Linked DNA regions of Mus musculus: region 1 is linked to region 2. A link is a contact called in ENCODE Hi-C or POLR2A ChIA-PET data. All regions are on one chromosome and are shown on one strand. Each heading gives the region's core, a stretch centred on a gene start or an enhancer-like site at or near the end of the contact. The rest is flanking DNA. Distances are from core to core; before and after follow the strand shown.

What was found. Hi-C counts contacts between places; a loop is a spot of excess contacts on that map. ChIA-PET counts read pairs that join two places held with the same protein, here RNA polymerase II (POLR2A).
Region 1: a loop to region 2 is called in a map of T-helper 17 cell, with 2.2 times the contacts of the local background. The contact joins the promoter of Polr2h here to the promoter of Camk2n2 in region 2. A Hi-C loop is called at or near these places in 2 of 37 maps with a recorded cell type or tissue (T-helper 1 cell and T-helper 17 cell). POLR2A ChIA-PET finds 5 or more read pairs at or near these places in 4 of 5 experiments (Patski and embryonic stem cell).

The regions. Positions count from the first base shown.
Region 1 is chr16:20,713,223-20,719,590 of GRCm38, forward strand. Polr2h (polymerase (RNA) II (DNA directed) polypeptide H) reads left to right here and starts at 4,604. Exons shown (of 5, transcript NM_145632.2): 1 at 4,604-4,772; 2 at 5,602-5,685; 3 at 5,769-5,862. The coding sequence starts at 4,700. Clcn2 (chloride channel, voltage-sensitive 2) reads right to left here and starts at 3,414. Exons shown (of 24, transcript NM_009900.2): 1 at 2,687-3,414; 2 at 391-547; 3 at 106-237. The coding sequence starts at 2,773.
Region 2 is chr16:20,620,017-20,627,055 of GRCm38, forward strand. It overlaps Camk2n2 (calcium/calmodulin-dependent protein kinase II inhibitor 2), which reads right to left and starts at 1,262. Exons shown (of 2, transcript NM_028420.2): 1 at 1,010-1,262; 2 at 1-227. The coding sequence starts at 1,178. The coding sequence ends at 157. All of the region lies in intron 2 of Eef1akmt4-ece2 (Eef1akmt4-Ece2 readthrough), which reads left to right.

The DNA.
Region 1 (6,368 bases), core at 3,354-5,853, 97 kb after region 2:
TGGAGATGGACAGTCAGACTGGCCAGAGGAAGTGGCCAGTAGCCAAGTTACCTAAACAACTGTGGCATGCAGGAAAGAAGTTACCTCGCCAGCCTTTGCCCTCACCCTGTAGACAGACAGCGATGGCATAGTCCATAGCCCAGCTGACCAGTGCCATGAGGAGCCCCAACAGAACCAGGAAGATCCAGTCTTCACCGACCCTGGACACCAGGAACTTGTGGCAGCGTACAGAACAAACTGGAAGCAAGGAAGGGAAGATGCATAAAGAAGCTGGTCCCAAAGTGTTCCTACTCTGTACCCTGTTTTTCCCCATCGCCCATGGGCAGCTCTAATTGTCTTTGTCTCCCTCAAAATAGAACACCCAGGTCCCTGCCCCAATCTGGATCTTACTGCGACATCTGGCACATCGGCTCTGTCCATATTCTAGGAGCTCTGGGGTAGCCCGGGCAGAAGGGGACCCCTTCCAGGGCTCAGGCCCTCCCAGGCGAATACGAGCAGCTTCCTCTTTGGCAAAGGCCCCGAGTTCCTGAGTGTACCGGCCATACATCTGGAGCAATGGACAGAATGTAGCATGAGCCTGAGTATCTGAGGTGGGGAGACAGAGAGTTCCTGGGTTTTGACCCCACCCCTCGCTCAGCTCCTGCACTGTATACCCCATCTTGAATCCAGTTTATACTCAGGCTCAGAGTGTGGGAACAATGCACAGTGCAGACTGCGGGGGCTGTCCTGGCCAGAGTGATGGAGACAGACAAGGTACAGGGACACAACTCTGGGGGTGGCAGAATAATCGGTCCTCTTCTAGTAAGTCAGGGGTGGAGCAGGAGGGAAGGGTCCAGAGGAGGGAAAAGATGGAAAAACCTGAGGCAGTTTGAAAGTAGGAAGGGGGAAGGTCAGAGGGGCAGTCAAGGGCATATGTACAACAACAAGAACCTGGTAGAGCTGAGGGCAGCGGAGCTGGGCCTAGGAGGTCCCAGCCCCAATCCTTATCACATTCCTGCTGGGCCTTTGGCCTGTGACCAACTCAGCTGCACCCTTCCCACCCACCCTAATCCCCTTGTCCTCATTCTCCACTCCCAAACCCCCATCAGCCTGTCAGCCCAGCAGACACGGAAAGCCTCTTTGGGTGGATAGGCAGTGCTGGGTGGCCTCAGGCCTACTCTGGAACTGCATTTGGGGCCAGTGACAGGTTCAAGGACCACCGAGGCTGGAGATGGCAAGGCTGTGGCTACTAGGCTGATTGATGGGAAGGGAGAGTGTTATGGCTGGACCTGCCAAGCTGGGCGTGTGTTGGGGGGTGGGGAGGAGCAGATTCTGGCTGCCACCCGCGGAGCTTCAGGACACAAAGGGCTCCTGTTGGGGTTGGGGGGGGGGAGGGAAAGATAGAGACACAGGGTGAGACATAGAAGAAAGGGGGGGGCAGGGGGGGGAAGAGGAACTTCAGAGGAAAGGCAGAAAGAAGAGTCAAGGAAAAGCAACATAAGTGTCCAGAGCAGGGAGGAGGAGGAAGAGTGTACAGAGAAACACAGCAGGTGGGAGGAGGTGAGCAAGACAAAAGGGTGGGAGGGGAAGTGGGAGAGGCCAGAGCAGGGAGCGCTTGACCCTGAGAACTCAGTCCACAGGCACAAGGAGATGGAGCAGCCGCTGGTGCAAAAGAGTTACCATTCCATGTTAGATGCCTGGCTTCCATGGCCAAATGCGCCTCTTCTTGACCCGTGGACGGCCAGGATATGGGCCATCTCCAACAAAAGGGCTTGCCTCCACTATCGATTGGCACTGTACTCTCATACCAGTTATTCTGTTTCACAGTCTCTGGTAATTGGGCACCTCTCTGACTCAGTTACAGCCCAGGCCCTCTCCTACAGCTGTTTCTCCCTGTTATCCTCTCGGGCAAATTCCAGCCTAAGGTGATAAAAAAGAAACTACTGGGCCACTTTCTTTCCTTAGGGCTTGGTCCCCCATTCTGGTGAATGGCTTCTCAGCAATGGTGGTCATGAGTCATCTCAAAGCTCAGGACCCCTGCTTCTTATGAGGTCAAGGGACACTCCATGGGCGTGGGTGGTGGTGGTGGGGTACCTGGCTAGATCCAGCTGGAACAAAGGTTTCAGTTCTCACACCCATTCCTGCTTCCTGCATCGGCCCTAAAGCTTCAGTCCCCAGGGTGGCAAAAAGCCACCTAAGCCACCTTTTCCAACAGGGTCTCCTGAGGAGTTCTTGTCAATGTTGGGCTTGAGCTGTTAAAGGCAGGGGTTGGGTTTGATTACTTCCTACTGTCTTTAAGCTAAGCCTGGGACCATGTACACAGCAGGGACCCAGGAGGGTGTTGAAAGTAGATAGACATGTGGATCAAGTTCAATAGTATAGATGGTGTTCAGAAAGAGCACTGGGCTGCTGTAACTTGGACTCAAGTGGTAAGTGAAGAAAACAAAAACGTGTATGCAGAAGTGGGTAAGAGAAAGGACACCTGGGCCAAGCACCTGGTGTCATTGTCTTCTGCAGGCCACCAGTCTCAGCCAGAAACCAGCAAGCAGCTTTCCAACACTCTGAACCCACAGCCTGGCGGATCCCGAACCTCAGTTTCCATAGCTGAGAAAGGCTGAGGCCGGGTTAGGGTAGGCCATCTGTCCTCACACTTTCCAGGGCAACCTGCAGCATTGGTCCCGTAGGGCAACCCTTGGGTTTCACTTACCAGGGTCTGCTCGTACTGCAGCGCTCGAGGCTCCATCCCTTCCCCCGCCGCCGCCGCCGCGGCCGCCGCAGCCGTTGCAGCCGCCATCTCGGTGCACTGTCCTCTTGCCTCCCTCTGCTTCTCGGCCTTGACTCAGCTCCCGGCCCGCTGAGCCCGCGCCCGCACCCGTCCCGTCCCCTCAGCCCAGGCGGCCGAGTGCAGAGTGCGACGGGTCCCCGGGCGCGCGCCGCAGGCTCAGCCTCCCGCTAGCGTCTCCTCCTCGGCGGGCGGGCCGAGGGCGGTGCCCTGCTTTGCTGCTCCGCCCCGGCCCATCTGCAGGGGCGTCCCTGCCCGGCCGGGGTCTGCATTGGGGCCGCCTCCTGGTGTCCGGAGAGGCGGCAGGGGGCGCTTGAAACACGATCTCGCACCCCTTCGCCACGGAGGCCCGGGATTAACCCAGCGCCCTGAGGGTGCGGGGGCCGGGCGGGGGCGGGTCTGCTGGCACGTGGAAGGGACGGGCTCTCCCGCGGCTGCAGCGTTGTGCGGGAGGGGCTGGAGATGTGGGGACTCTTGAACTGGGGTAGGGGGCTACTGACAAAAGCTAATTCGGGCTCTCTAAGCCAGACCGGACAGGGGCAGCCTCTGCTTCACACTTTCAGGCGGCTCAGACGCATCTGGGAGGATGCCCGAGAGCCGGCTCCCTCCTTGCCTCCCTTTCTCCTTCCTTTCCTCCGGGTTCCCCCGGGAAGGTGCACCTGGAATGGCTAGGCCTGGAAAGAGGGGCGGAGGTGGAGGTGGGAGGGGACGGGAAGGGGTGAGGCCCGAGGGAAGGGAGCTATTGGTGCGGGGGAGGCCGCTCCTGGGAGGCGGGTGTGTGTGTGTGTGTGGGGGGGGGGGGGAGCAGAGGTCGCTCCTCCCAGGCACCGCTTAAGGGGGAATTTGAGTAGCTGCTGACGCCCTGAGGAAACGGCCTACTGAGGCTCCACATTGTCTTTCGGGGTCCTGGGAAGGACAAGAAGAAGGTGTCGAGGGCACAAAGAGGATGGGCAGCGTTAGGTTGGAGCCACTGGAGAGGACAGTGTCCAGAAATCTGTGGAGAAAGAATAGTACCAGGATGAAGACTCATTCAAGAAACAAGAGGGTGCCCAGCACAGGGGCTGTAATGAGAGGAGGTAGCACCTAGAAAGAAGGTATTGCGAGCTGTCGCCTCCCAGTGAAAGGCGCACTTCAGTGTCCAGAAGAGGGTGGTATAGTGGGGTGACAGGCAGTACCAAGTTCAGTTGGCAGTGTTCTAGGGGATCAGTGTGAGGCTAGTGCCAAGCAGGGCCAAGGGAAGACGGGAGTGGCGAGGAGGTGAAGCCCCAGGGGAGGGCACAATGCGGGCTTTCCTTTCCCCGAGAGTGACATCATGGCAAATTCCCAAACCGGACGCACCCGGCTCCGGTGATGTCTAGCTGGTCCGAGCCAGCTCGCACCAGCTTTGGGGATCTTGGTGACAGTCTGAGGGGCTGGGCACCGGGTCCTGGAGGGCTGGTGCTCTGCGGGCGGGGTTCTGCTCCACCTGCCTGCAGCGCGGACTGTGCCCTCGGCCGGCACGCGGACTTCAGGGAAGGGCTAGGGCCGGGCTTCTCTGGGCCAAGGATCAAGGTTCCTGGCTGGGTTAGGCCCCCAAGCTTTCCACGCTTTGGGATCCACAGTCTGAAGAGGGCGCCGTCGAGCCGGGCGCAGCGCGGTACCCCGTCGGAGGTGGGACTTAATCTGTCCCCGCCTTGGACGGAGTCACCGAGTTTTGAGACTCGCCCACAAGGCCCGAGCACCTCGGAGGTGGCCCTTCCCGGCGGAAGTGAAGAAGCCCCGAGAAGGAGGCAGCGGAAGTGGCTGCGTGACTGCAGCCCGTGCGCACGCGCCCTCGGCCTCGTTGCCGCTTTTGGGGCGGTACTCTGCCCTGTCTTACTTTTCTCCACGTGAGGGGGTGCGCGAATCCCCAGTGGTGGCCGCGCGCTCACATCCTCTGCAGCTTTCGTGCCCTTCGCGATGGCGGGCATCCTGTTCGAGGATATTTTCGATGTGAAAGACATCGACCCAGAAGGCAAGAAATTTGACCGAGGTAAGCGGTGTCGGGGCGGTAGGAGGGAAGTGGCCAACATGCCCACCCACCCCAAGTGGCTGGCCCGCCCCACCCTCTCGGTACCTCCCTCAGGAAACAGTTTTTTTTTTTTTTTCGTGAATGAGAAACTTGAGACAGCTTTTTCTATTATATTTGCGGTGCCTGGTGCCCGGTGGGTGGCCCTTAGCTGGGTGCTGGCATACCCCTGGGAACCTTTCTAACTCCCTACACAGTTATTATGTGCTCTACCGTGCTCTGAACTTTATTCTTGGAAAAAGTAGATGGTGCCTTATCTCTTTTGTTACCCCAGGTCTTGCAGCGAGTTACCTACCTGCCTTCCTAACCAATAATTTTGTATTAGCCTAAGAACAAGTTAGCTCTTTCCGAAGCTCTCTGAATTTCATTCAGTTGACCGCTTGGTGTATTTATTTTCCCAACGATCCGGAAGTTGTTTCTTCTTGGTGTCGCTTAGCCTGGAGGCAAATGTCTTAAGACAGATGTCAGTTTTGAATACATCCCTCAGATTCCCTCAGCAGTGTCTCCTGCTAGAAAGAGGAAGTCTCAGGACCAGTGAGACTCTAGTCTAAATCATCCAGGCGTTTTTAGTTAGAGCCTGGAGACTGGCCACTGCTGGAGGAGCTTTGCCGCTTGCTTGGGACCCTGTCACTTGCTGAGGTTACTGCCTTCTTCCCTCTTGTGAATCTGATTCTGATTGCAGTTGTGGGAGGCTGGTGGGTGTGTGCATGTTAGATGATTTGATCTCTTGCATTTGACCCCAAGCTGGCATCGATAGACTTTGTAATCATGTCTGTCATGCACTCTTCCCCAGTATCCCGGCTGCACTGTGAGAGTGAATCTTTCAAGATGGACCTCATCTTAGATGTAAACATTCAGATTTACCCTGTGGACTTAGGTAAGTATTGAATACGGGCAATGGCAAGAGGATTTTGGTCTTAGGTGTCTACTTCTTTACCCTGATGTTGCTGCTCTATTCAGGTGACAAGTTCCGGTTGGTTATAGCTAGTACTTTGTATGAAGATGGTACCTTGGATGATGGTGAATACAACCCCACAGATGACAGGCCTTCCAGGTGAGGTAGCAGTAAACAAGTGACTAAGATAAGAATATAGTGCAGAGAAAGTATAATATGTAGATTATGGATATACATATGTATAACTATATGTTATAGAAAATTTGATTTCTTGGATACAATATGTATTATATACTATGCACATTACATGACAATGTATAACATAAGTTATATAATGTTATATATTAGATATAATATATAACATGTATGTTATAGTATATAATAACATATGTTAATACTATATATAAGTAACTATGATGAGAATGTAATGAAGTAATATAATATATAATTTATTTATATATTATATATAATGTTGTACATTACATATAATATATAGTACATATTATATATTACATATAATGTTATATAACATATGTTCTATATTATGTATATATTATAAAGAAAGAAAAACGTAAGTATATAGGAAAGTCTTTACTTCTAGAGATAAATGATTGCTGTCAGTGGAATCTGAATTACCTTAAAGGCATTGCTGCAATTAGAGTTCG
Region 2 (7,039 bases), core at 12-2,511:
GCGGTAGCAACACTGACCCCGTGGCGGCGTGGCCCTGCAGCCCCCGCCCGTAGGCACCTCGGCCCCGGGCGGGGGTGCGCCGGCAGCCGCATCGCCGGCCCGTGCTCCTGGCCGCTGCGGGGCTGGGCCCGGAGCCCGCCGCCAGAGCCGGCGCGTCTACACTCCGGACGGAGGCTTCTCCCCCATCCCCTTCAGCACGTCGTCTATCCGGTCATCCTCGATCACCACTGCGCAGGGAGAAAGCGCATCAGCCGCGCGGTCTCGGGGGGCGGCGGCGACAGTGGGGCCGGTGTCCTCAAGCCCCGCGCAGATCTACTCTACTGCCTGTGTTTCCGCGACACGGCTCAAAACCCTATGCCCTCCCTACCCGAACTCTCCCGCGGACCCTACCTGCTACCAAGCCTGGCACCCAAACCTCCCTATGTGGGAACACCCCTCTTCCGAAGACTCCCAATGCGAACCCTCCCGTCACCTGAGCCTTCCTCCATCTAAGCCGACCAGAAACCTCTGCCTTCGACACAACCCCCTCCTCGAACTGAGCTCAGATGAAACTGTCACCTGGTGTAACCCTTTCCTCTACCTGAATCCCTGTTTTGATAGTGCCTTCCTGAGTCCCCTCCCAATACAAACAATCAAGACGACCGAACCCCTGGCCTCGGTGCCCTCCAGTAACATCCACCTACTCATCTCAGCCCAAGGAATTGGCCCACCACCTTGTGTTCCCAGTGCCAAGCAGCCCCAAATACCCTAAGCGGCCCCTCCCCCTTGACCAGGAGCCGGGGCTCTTTTTCCAGAAGTGGAGAGCTTCGAATCCGGGACACAGTATTCCCGGGAGAGGGAAAGAATGGGACAACTCCACAGCAGGGACCCTCCCCACCCCGGGCGGGTACGCAGCTGGCTGCGCTGGTCTGCGGCAAGAGCAGCTGCCACTTGACGGGGAACGGCAGCCTGGGGACGCCAGGCGAAGGGTTTCTGGGTCAGGCGGCGACTCCGGGCCCGGGCCGCGTACCTCTCTTGGCTCGGCCGATCTGGCCCAGCTTGGGGGGCCGCTTGGCCTGGTTGCCAGCGAAGAAGGAGTTGGTGTCCTGCAGGCGGCAGCTGAAAGAGAGGTCGGAACCTTCGGGGTCTGCGCCGAAGCGGCCCATCTTGTCCTCACCGTAGGGTAGGATCTCGGACATGGCGGGCACCGGGCGGGCTAGGGACTGCGGCGGGGCACGGGCAGAGGCTAGCTGCCGGACCGGCCCTAGCTCAGCAGGGGAGCCGGCGGAAGGATGAAGTCATACAGCATCCGGGACTGCGGAGCCGAGCGGGGCCTCCTCCCCCGCGCCTCCGCCTCCCGGGCCGCTGGGCAGGCGGCGGCGGCAGCGGCGGGGACCGGGCGGGGGCGGGGCGGGGGCGGCGGCGGCGGCGAGAGCGGAATGACGATGAGCGCCCGACTGCGGCAGAGAACGGCGGGCGGGGCGCGGTGGAGGCGGGGCGGGAACCGGCCAGCGGAAAGAGGCGGGGCCCAGCGGTTCGAGGGAGTCCGGTGATCCCTGGAGTGGAACGCGCGGCCGTGGGAGGTTCCCGCGAGGTGGCCGGGAATGGCCGCCACGTGGGCCCGGGGGAACCGCAGCGGCCGGTGCAGGCGACAGCTAGGCGGGAGCGGCTAGCCGAGTGCTTAGGGGAGAAGGGGAGTGACGGCACCCGCGGTTAGGGGAGAGCAACAGAGAACTGAGCGCCAAAAGCTGGGGGCGCGGCGGGGCCCCAGAAGGCGACGGCCAGGCTGGCTGTGAACACAGCCCTGGGCTCTGAAACGCGACCGGGAAAGGGCCAACTACGCGTAGAGAGAGGGGAAGGAACCATCCGACTGGAGCGCGGGAAGAGCTCGGGCCTGGGGGTGGTGCCACCGTGCTTGGCGCGTTCCTGTATCCTGGTTGCGCGTAGGTCTCCATCAGTTGGCCAATTTGTATTCGACTGTCTGAGCATCTGTCAGTCTACCTCTGTGTATCTGATCTTGGTCTCTGTGTGCTAGTTTTGAATTTCTGTATCTGTCTGCATACCTGGTCCCTGTATGAGTACCACTGGGTCTGTCCCCCGAGACTGCGTTGCGGCCTTTCAGGGGAAGGATCTTAAACACTGCAACCGCAGCGCGCGCCAGAATAGACTCCCCACAAACCCTAGGACCGCTGTTGGCGCCAAAATCCAGACTCAAAGCGCCAGTCGCTCCACGCGGTTCCCTCAGCCTGGGAGGCTTGCTCTAGCTGGCAGTGTGGGAGAAATGAATGGCAGCGTCGCGGCGGGCGCCCTGGATGCGGATGACGCAGGGAAGCCCGGAGTGCCTGAGCAAGAGGCGCGCGCTAATAAGCATCAGCAGGGACAGGGTGTCCCCCGCCCTTGTTGCTGGGGCCTGGGGTAGAGTTCTCTCCCTCCCCTGAAAAGAACACGCACACTTCCTTTCACCTCTTGCGCCCCCCGCCCCCCCACAAACCCCGCCCCTGCCCTGCTAGCAGTCAGCTGCAGCGTCACCCGCTCTCTGGCGCGAGAGGGCTCTGGCGCAATCACTGGCCTTGGGAGGGAGGGTGTGTCTCACATTCACTCACAGTGACGGGCTGGTAAAGACAATAATGACGCTATTGCTTTTGCCCATGCTCCAAGCAAGACACCTTCCCTTTAGTCCCGCCAAATCACGCTAGTGAGATTGCTGGGTTGCTGATTTTTCTCCCTTCGGGTGTTTAATGCAAAGGTCTCTGCTGTCAGGACTCTGAACAGGGCCTGTGGGATAGGGAAGAGGAGTGATTGAGATTACCTCTGGGGTGTAGCCTAACAGGGGTTCCTTCTAACACTCCTGTACGCCATCTTTTTGGCTGGGAGGAATGGTCCCCAACTGAGCCCTGGGGTGAGAAAGACTGACCCTGACATCTGAAAGGAAGGACAGAATAACTCTGGGTGATCAGATTGTCCAAAACACCTCCTTCCCCTGGAAGTTGCACAGCTATGACTTTCAATCCAGAATCTGCCATTTTCTGAATGACCTTGAATTGAAGGCCCAATAATCGTGTTTTTAAAAATCATTTGTGTTGGTCCTGGTGGAGTTGGCCATTCATCTCTGTGATCAGTCAGGCTGATCTCTGTGAGTCTGAGGCCAGCTGCATCTACACAGTAAGTTCAGGGCTACATAATGAGACCTTGTCCAAAAACAAACAAAAATCATTGCTACTTATATAACTTTAGAAAAATAAAGCCACCAAAATCTTAGCAGTATACTCTTCATCTTCCCAATAAGTGTGTCATGTGATCTCTCTGAGCTGCGATTCTAGTTTAAACAGAGAAAATAGAAGCTATTCATTAAGGCCAGTTTTGTGGGTGAAACAGCCCTGAGCTAAGCTGCATTGTTTCAGAACTGAGCAGCCACTCACCTAAATCGATGAAGAAAGAACCCTGGGATTCTTGCCAAGAATGATAGCATGTGGGAACTGAAGCAAATCTCTCTCTAGCAAGAGAAGAGAGATAAAGTCAATAATTTAATCTGGAATTCATTTTTATTTTATTATTTTTTAAAGACAGGGCCTTACTGTGTAGACCCAACTAGCTTGAAACTTGTCCTATAGCTCAGGTAAGCCTTCCTGCCTTAGCCCCCAATGTTCTGGGGTTGCATGGTTGTGCTTCCACACTCAGTTGGGTAGATTCTTTTTTGTTTTGTTTGTTTTGTTTTGTTTGAGACACGGTCTCATTATGTAGCTTAAGCTGGTCTGAAACTTGTATAAACCAGCTAGCCTTGAGCCTCCTAAGCAATCTAATTTGTGTCTCCCTCTGCAGTGGAGCATAGTTAAGCAAAAAAGACCCAAGTGCAGAACTTTAAAGATATTATAATACTAAATGTGCATAAGTTCCACTTATGTGTGAGAAATTTTCCTTATATTCTTATCTTCTACGCAAAAGTGTGATGTTCTGCATCTCTGCTGAGATAAAGTTTGGAGTATTGTAATAGCACTTTAAATGTTTTTATTGACAGCCTCTCACTTGGGGCATAGTGGCACACTCCTGTAATCCCAGCACCCAGAAGGCTGAAGAAGGATCGGAAGTATGGGCTACATAGTGAGTTCAAGGCCACCCTGGGCTACATTGAAATCCTTTCTCAAAAACAAAACAAAACAAAACAAAAACAAACAAACAACAACAACAACAAAAACAACCAAGGACCAGTGCTGAAGTTCAATGATAAAGCAGCTTGCATAATATGCATAAGGCTCTGGGATGGTTCCCCAGCAGGGAACAGCAAGATCAAACTACCACTGATGATAGAATCCATTTACCAAGGATCACACTGGAGCCGCAGACACAGCAGTGGACTCTGATACACTAGTGTAGTGATTAATGAACTGTTGAATGGCTTGTACAAGTTATACAAGTGAAACTTGTCCTATAGCTCGGTAAGCCCACCTGGCTCAGCCTCCAGTGACTGGGGTTGCATGGTTGTGCTTCCACACTCAGTTGGTTAGATTCTTTTTTGTTTTGTTTTGTATAAGTATGAACACTTAAGTTTCCCAGTATCTTAGGTTTCTCATCTGCCATACAGGGAAATTATATTAGTAGAATATATCTTATTAGACTATTGTAAAGATAAATTAATAAGTATATAGAAATGGTAGCTGTTATTTTACAAACCCAAAGAGCTTGAAAGTAGCATCAGGCTTCTTTGATGGCTCAGTTAGTAAAGATATGTGCTGTCCAGCCTGAAAACCTGATTTTCATCTCCATGATGGCAGGAGAGACTGCCACAAATTTTCCTGTGACTTCTATATTTGTGCTATGGTATGTGCAAACATACATATGATGAATAAATAAGTATGTAAAAAAGAAAGTAGCATCACCATCATCAAATACATTCATACTAAGCATTCTGTTTACATCCTTCTGACCTTTTTTCAACCTGTGATTGCGTGTATTTATTTTGCTTTATAAAATGAGATTTCTTTTAAAACCTGTTCCTCTCCTAATTTACATATCAATTATTATTCCCATCGATTATTTTAAAAAATATATTTATTTATGTATATGAGTACGCTGTAGCTGCCTTCAAACACCAAGAGAGGACATTGGACCCCATTACAGATGGTTGTGAGCCACCATGTGGTTGCTGGGAATTGAACTCAGGACCTCTGGGAGAGCATTCAGTGCTCCTAAGCACTGAGCCATCTCTCCAGCCCCCGCTTAGTCCTCTTCTATCATTTGCATGTGTTACACAGCATTCCATTGTATGGATGCTTGAGTTATTCAACAAGCCCTCTATACTTATACATGATTTCCTCCCTGTTTGGGGGGGGGGGGGCATTATAAATAGCACTGTGATGAACAAATGTAAGAAAAAGATAACAACATTTTGCAGCTTCCCCAGTACAGAAGTAGAGTCTATTTGTCCATCCCTGAATCCAACCTTGACCACAGGACATGCTGGCCCTGTAGGGACACTAGCAAATGTGATGAAGCAAAGGTCTGAAAGACAGCTGTGTTCTGAGGCATGACCGACCCCATTTGTTGCTGATGTGAGTTTTAATGATGACTAACAGTAGCTTGGTATTTCTCTTCTTTGTTTGCTATTATAATATAGCATGGTTACTGGAAGAAGAATAATTACAAAGGGTTTGGTCATCCCAATAGAAACCCATAAAACAAATGAGACCATCTAACCAGTCCCAGACTGGAAAAACCATCCAACCAACACCTCTCTGCTCCACTGAGGTCCAGCTACTCCCCTTCATGTTTGCTTCCTAATCTTCCATTTCTGCTTTCTTCTCCCACGTCATTCTCCGCCAGGAAGTTCTGCCCTATCACTTCCTGCCCAGCAACTGGCCATCAGATCTGTATTACAACCATTCAGTAGCAAGACAACCTCTGATAGATACAATTCTAGACTGCCTTGAGGAAGGACAAATATTTACAAACTAGAACTTGGTGTTGAGAAATAGAAATAACAATATCAAAATCCTGTCAGCACTTAGCTCTCTGAAGGTACAGAATTAACTATTGAAAATACAGAAATAGGGCTGGAGAAATGGCTCGAGGTTTAAGAGCACTGATAGCTCTTCCAGAGGTCCTGAGTTCAATTCCCAGCAACCACAAGGTGACTCACAACCATCTATAATGGGGATCTGATGCCCTCTTCTGTTGTGTCTGAAGATAGCTGCAGTGTACTCATATAAATAAAATAAATCTTGAAAGAAAGAAAGAAAGAAAGAAAGAAAGAAAGAAAGAAAGAAAGAAAGAAAGAAAGAAAGAAAGGAAAAAAGAAAGGAAGGAAGGAAGAGAGAAAAAAGAACAGAAACACACCTTCATACAAAGTAAAAAAAAAGATGACTCCAACAATTGGGGGCTGAACTTAGGGCTTCATGCCAATGCTCTAATACTGAATCCCAGACATTTTTCTCCTTTGCATTTGCATTTTGTGATACAGTCTCACCAGATTGCTCAGGGTCCCCAGGCAGGCTGTAAATTTATTATCTTTCTGATTCTGAGTAACTGGAATTACAGACCCGCTCCACCCAATCTGACTCATTCTGATTCCCCTTGCCCCCCTTTTCCCTCCCTTTCCTTTCCTTCCTTAGACAGGGTCTAATATATCCTAGGCTGGCCTCAAACTCGGTGTGTAGCCGAGGATGACCTTGATCTGATGGTCTTCCTGCTCCCATCTTCCAAATACAGGCACATGCCACCTCACTTGATTCCCAAGTGCTGAGCTTTCTTTCTTGTCGTTTTGGAAGGGAAGTCAAGAGCTGAATGCTAAGACGCCATCTTGTCACTGCGGTGAGCATGAGCATGAGCAAGCCAGAGACTCGTCCTGAGTAGACAGCGGCTTCAGGCTCCAGTATGTCAAGATGTTAAAGCTTGATGCTTAGGGAACCTAGCCTGCGCCACCATCAGAGAACTAGAGTATACTTCCTCCAGCCTTACTAGTTTTACTCTATTATAGGTCTTGGACGATGATAACAATAATTAAAATACCAGGGCACGGTGGTGTATACTTATAATTCCAGTACTTGGGAGGCAGAGGCAGGGAGAT